Linked DNA regions of Homo sapiens: region 2 is linked to region 1. A link is a contact called in ENCODE Hi-C or POLR2A ChIA-PET data. All regions are on one chromosome and are shown on one strand. The core of a region is the stretch at or near the end of the contact, and the rest is flanking DNA. Distances in the headings are between cores, read along the strand shown. Region 1 overlaps TLE4 (TLE family member 4, transcriptional corepressor). Region 2 holds the start of LINC01507 (long intergenic non-protein coding RNA 1507).

What was found. Hi-C counts contacts between places; a loop is a spot of excess contacts on that map. ChIA-PET counts read pairs that join two places held with the same protein, here RNA polymerase II (POLR2A). Pooled maps may share reads with other maps.
Region 2: a loop to region 1 is called in a pooled map, with 2.0 times the contacts of the local background. The contact joins the promoter of LINC01507 here to the enhancer-like site in region 1. A Hi-C loop is called at or near these places in 13 of 37 single-sample maps with no recorded cell type and 13 of 50 pooled maps. POLR2A ChIA-PET finds 5 or more read pairs at or near these places in 1 of 52 experiments (activated T-cell).

Annotation. Positions count from the first base shown.
Region 1 is chr9:79,629,665-79,632,546 of GRCh38, forward strand. All of the region lies in intron 6 of TLE4 (TLE family member 4, transcriptional corepressor), which reads left to right. Among named protein-coding and RNA genes, the nearest start is that of TLE4, 59 kb to the left of the region's middle. Within about 2 kb of position 1,512, at least 2 of the 41 ENCODE cell types and tissues checked have a DNase peak (open chromatin) inside an H3K27ac peak, as active enhancers do.
Region 2 is chr9:79,823,240-79,825,939 of GRCh38, forward strand. LINC01507 (long intergenic non-protein coding RNA 1507) reads left to right here and starts at 1,291. Exons shown (of 3, transcript NR_121213.1): 1 at 1,291-1,387.

The DNA of each region.
Region 1 (2,882 bases), core at 262-2,761:
ATGGAGTCGGAAATCACATTATCTGACTATTCTGGAAAATAGATTGCAGAAATAGGAAAACAAACCCAACAGTTTTAGAGAACCACAAACCAAGTGAGAAGGAAAGAGCTCAGTTACAAACTCACTTGACAAATTTTTGCTGCTGAGGTTCTCTTTGTCTTTTTAGCCATGGTAGTGCTTGCATCCAGTAGTTTTTGCAGTTGTAACATTGTAGTATTTTAAAGGCACTTGCTGTTCTCTGTCCCTTGAGCGTAGATGGCTGGCTGAGTTGGTGGTATTTTGACACGCTACCAAAAACAACTAGGGGTCAGTTTTTAGATTTTTGTTACTTGGTTTTTAGAATGTAGTCAGCAGTGATTTTCTGCACTGAAGGAATGACAGTTTTCCTTTGAGAGGCAAAGACCCATCTAAGCCCCTGCAGACCCTCATTTATTTATCACTACATATGTGTCTATTTTATATGTATGCACACCATCCAGACAAGAGCAAATGTTCCCAGATTTAATGAAATCTGATGAAGCACCTTTTTAACTCTGCAATATTATTCTACCTTCATTGGTAAATGAGCCAAACGAGTGATCCATGCAGTTTAAATGCAAAATGCTGAAGTGATCCCGTAATCTGGAGAGGCGGCTGTTCTCTTGACAATAAGCTGGTTGTGTTTAATGGAATGAAACACAGTTATAATGATTTCTTTCACAGGTCATGTTCAGTTTAAAACTGTTGATAGATTGAAATAAGTTAAATATCATTTATCTTTTATTTATAAGGAAGAAAACCAGGAAAATTCCTGTGTTGGTTTCCCATCGTTGATATTTTGTGTTTTGTTTTGAATTGGTGATATTACACATTTCCTTCAGGCCTTCCCCAAGTTCCCTCAGTTGGGCTAGGGGAACGTTATGGATCTAGTTTGATTTTGTCATGTGTCCTGCTAGCCACTGTGTTTTTAAATTAGAATCTCTGCGAGATCACACTGTTGGAACAACACACAAATTGTAGTTTTAAATCAGTAATATGATCTAATTAGAAATGATGTTTTCATTTCCTGTATTATTAAATTGAGTCACCTGACTATCTTAAAATGCTTTTTAAATCTATTACACTATATAATCAGTACATGCTGTGTGAATGTGGTTATGCTTAATAAAGGAGGCTGACTTGGAACCTCATAAGAATTTCACCAAAGAAACTACCATTAAGAAAAAAAGTTTAGTCAGTGTGAATAGTGGAAAAGAAAATGTTTGGCTTATAAAAATAGACGATGTGGGTTCCTTTGGAAACCCCCTAACCCACTTTTTAAACCTAATTCTGAGGAAAAAAAAATGATAGAAATGTATGCGTTTGGAAAAAAGCTCACCCCCATCCCCAATAAACCCTTAGGAAACAGGTATGCCATGGTGTTGTAGGAATTGCAGTTTAGCACAAGAAATGCTGAACCTCAATTTTTAGCAGTGACATTTTAATGATAGGAAGTCTGCAAAATTATTTGCCATCAATTGTGAAGGCAATAACAAGCCTTGGTGGTTTTTCACACTCTCTGTGTTAAGTGCTTTCAGAATGACAGCGTAAACTGTGTTAGAGAACTCCAAGGAAGTAAAACTGATTAAAATGTTCATGCTTGAATGGTGCTGATGGAATAGTTCATTTGGACTTTCTCTACCTCCTGCAGCTCAAGCTGAAATATTAAAATTCAGTGGATTTAAATCTCTTTCCTCTCAGCTCAGGAAAAAAACATTACATTTTAATAGGTTTTAAACCCATAATTCATTGGATTGGAGCAGCACTATTAAATCTATTTAAATATTACTTGTATTACTAAGGAAATGATTTAAATGACTTTGCCTTTACCATCCTATGTGTTTGAGTTAGTTTAAAAAAAGAAAGACAATACCTTTGCGGTCCCCCCCTTAGTATTTTGTTTTCTTGTCCTTGTCATATGATTGAACCTTAAATGTGTGTGTGTGTGTGTGTGTGTGTGTGTGTGTGTGTGTGTGTGTGTTTTCTACATTGACAACGTGGTAAGAGGGTCTTGCAGTATGACTGTTTAAAAATGTATGTCTCTTCTTTTCCGTTATAGATTTCAAAACTGCCATTTTAACTTTCAAAGGCATTTGGATGAGCCACCGTGGTCATTTTCCTTGTATTCTTTTTAAACAGTTTAGCCATTAGGCAGAAAGGGAAAGATATAAATATGTGGGTATATATAAAAATGTGTGTGTGTGTGTTTCCCTCCCTTACATTGCAAGTGTAGGAAATATACCCCTGTGGATACATGGCCTCCAGTAACACACAACTTGAAATTAAATTTAAAAATTTACGTTTTTTTACAAAAGTATTCTTCCTGGGCCCACCGTGTACCCCTCAGTTCCTTTCTCTCTAGCCCTTGCCACTACAACATGTGTCCCACAGCCTGACAGCACCTCCAGTCAGCCATAGCGCGAAGTGCTTGCTTTCCCCCAGTGCTTTGTGGGAAACCTTTGTGGGGAATCCACCCTTCACTTACACAAGCACAGCCTGGAAAGTGCAGGAATTACAGCTGCATTGGGTAACCCTGAATCCCACAGGGAAACAGAGTTAGTGGAATGCTCCCCGCATTCTCTGGGGGAGACACCTGTAAGATGCCTTCTATGCTACTCCACAAAAGGTTCCAGTAGGATGGAGCTTCAGTTGCCCACAGTAGTGATAGGCTAGATAATACATGTTTATTTTGAGTTTTCCCCCTTCCGTGGTTCACTATTCATAGGCCCGTACTCCTGTTCTGTGATCATTTCAAAATTACCTGCAGCCAAGCCCTCTCCCTCCACTTTCCCGGCAGACACTTAGGATTTGATTTCATAGGCCTCAAGCTACTTAAGGGGGCTTTACAGTGTAGGTAGGTAATT
Region 2 (2,700 bases), core at 41-2,540, 190 kb after region 1:
TCACCCAGGCTGGAGTGCAGTGGCGCGATCTCGGCTCACTGCAAACTCCGCCTCCTGGGTTCATGCCGTTCTCCTACCTCAGCCTCCCGAGTAGCTGGGACTACAGGTGCCCACCACCGCGCTCGGCTAATTTTTTTGTATTTTTAGTAGAGACAGGGTTTCACCATGTTAGCCAGGATGGTCTTGATCTCCTGACCTCGTGATCCACCTGCCTCGACCTCAAAGTGCTGGGATTACAGGCATGAGCCACCGCTCCTGGCTTCGAAATGCAGTTTCTTAAGCCCACCTTAGATTGCCTGATTCAGAAACTTTAGGGGTCAGGACCCAGCAATCTGAGTTTCCACACATCCTCCAGGTGATTCTGTGGCAGTCTCAAGTTTGAAAATCACCAGTTTAGGGTAACAGGGGAGTGAATGGATTATGGAAATATGGAATGATTGATGGGCAGAGCTCGAGACCTTTTTGAAGGTAGGGGTCATCAACTTAAAATGAGATCAGTCAGCAAGCTGTGTGGCTTTCTCCAGCCGTAGCAAGCTGTGTGGCTTTCTCCAGCCGTGGCCATCTGTGTTGGTGTGCAGAGTAAACTGAGTTGATTTAACCTGGCCTTGGGCCTTGTTAATCTTCTTAACAAGATTGTTAAGAATGTATGCAAGAGTGTGAGATGATGGACCATCAGATCTAATCTAGGTGGGGGAGGAAATTGAGGGACCAAGAAAAGCTTAAGCAGTCAATGGCTAATAGCTCCTAGTGGGGTCAAGGTTTCTTGGAGTTGGGGCATTGGTGAGAGTGAGCTGGAAAGACAGAATGGTTGAAATTGTAGTTATGGATTGCTTTACTAGTAATGATAAGGATAGAGTATGGCATTTGGAGGGAGTGGTTGAGGCAGGGTGGAAAATGTGAGAGTTGGAAAAGAGGGCCTCGAAAAACCGAGTCTAGGACATTGGAAAGATCATATATATATATGGATATTGAAATTACCAAATATGTTGGAGAAGTGGTGGTGAGTTAGGTGCTAAAATCTTCAAGGAATTAGGGGAGTGACCTGTGGATCTGTAGGTAACAGGAATAAGCTAAAATGGTGCTTGGTAAGGACTAATCACATGGTAATAAAAGATCAGAACTTTGTGTTGTTGTTTGTTCTTGTGGCGGGAAAAAGGATGTTCCAGTGGCAGTATGAAAGCAGAACACCTGCCCCTACCTCCAGATCTGGCATTACGAGAACCTTGCAAGATACCACAGCTACCACTTTCAGACTGCTGGGTAAAAGCAAGTGGTTTCCTGAGAGTCTGTCCATTTACAGCGAGAAGTGAAAAAAAGTTCTGAGAAGAAGTGAGGAGGAGCTAACAATTGAGCATGACTTCCAGAAGACAGTGTGGACTGGTTTCAGGTATTTGGGATGAGTGGCAGAGTGGATGAGAAAAGGGAGACTATAGAGATAATTGAGAATAAGGGTCCAGGAAGATCAGAGTTGATTGGGAGCTGCAGGCTCCTTGTGAAGTTTGATGTACATGAGAGAATGGCAAAACAAGATTTGCCTTGATGTTCTCAATGTAAGCACTGAGGAGAAGGCTTGGAGTGTTCCAGGACAGTGAGTGGTGGAGTCTTGCTGGGAGTGTTCTGAGCCTTTCTCTTTATTCCTGACAGTGGTGATGTGGGGCCCAGGATGGCAGTCTTATCCTGAATGCTTGGAAATCAGGGAGAGGTGTGGAGACCAGGGGAGTTTAATCTTTTTCAGTTGAATGTGTGGATGGCTCTTCAATCGAGTAGATTTGAAAGTGTGTAATGGAAAACGGTGTTGGAAATGAGTTGAGGAGTAGATGAGTCAAGGCTACTCTAATTTCAATGCCCCAAACCATGCCCAGCTCAAAAGTCACAGGGTGGTAATAACAGTTCCACTTTTCTATTCTTGTTAACATTAAGCCTCAGAAATAAATAAAAATGGGGGCCTGTCTTCAGCATATCAAAAGCAGCTAAATTTGTGTCCATTTATCCTTTCATTGTTGTGAGATCAAGCAGTTGCACTTCAAGTGCATTCACTGATATAATTTCCAGCAGGAGAGACCACTTCATTCCACATTGGTGCCCCACTCATGCTCCCAGCATGTACCATACAAAGAGACATCTGGTTTGCAGAGATGCTCTTAGGAACCAGCATGGTTTGGTGGCTTGAGCACAGGTCCTGGGTGTGAGGAGTGTGCCGAAGATGCAATAAGGCATACTTTTCTGGGGATGCACACCCGGACTGCAGAGAGGGGGCTACCAAAAAGCAGTTGGCTTGGATGCAAAATACTTTCAGAACAGGTAGCCCCAGTGGAAGCCTCTTCAACCCTGGCAAGAATTCCAAGTTTTGAGAGTGGTGCACACTCAATTTTCACACTGTATGTGAGCCATTGCTTTGTGTGGAAATGCTTGAATGCAAATAGAATTCTTGTAATGTGCCTTTAGTGGCGTAATATTGCATGCAGGGCAACAAGCCTTAATGCACTGCCTCCCTCACAGCTAGGCTTAATAAGTGGCAAGAGAATGGCCTGATGCAAAAATTAATACCTTTTAATGAGTCAAGATTGATTCTAGAATTTAAAGAAGTATTCCATGTTTTCAAATAAACAGGTAATAGAGAAAACTCTGGACAGCTATTGGCAATTTTGAATATCTGCAGAGAGCTAGAGGGATGACAGAAAGAGATTTGCTTCTTTAAGG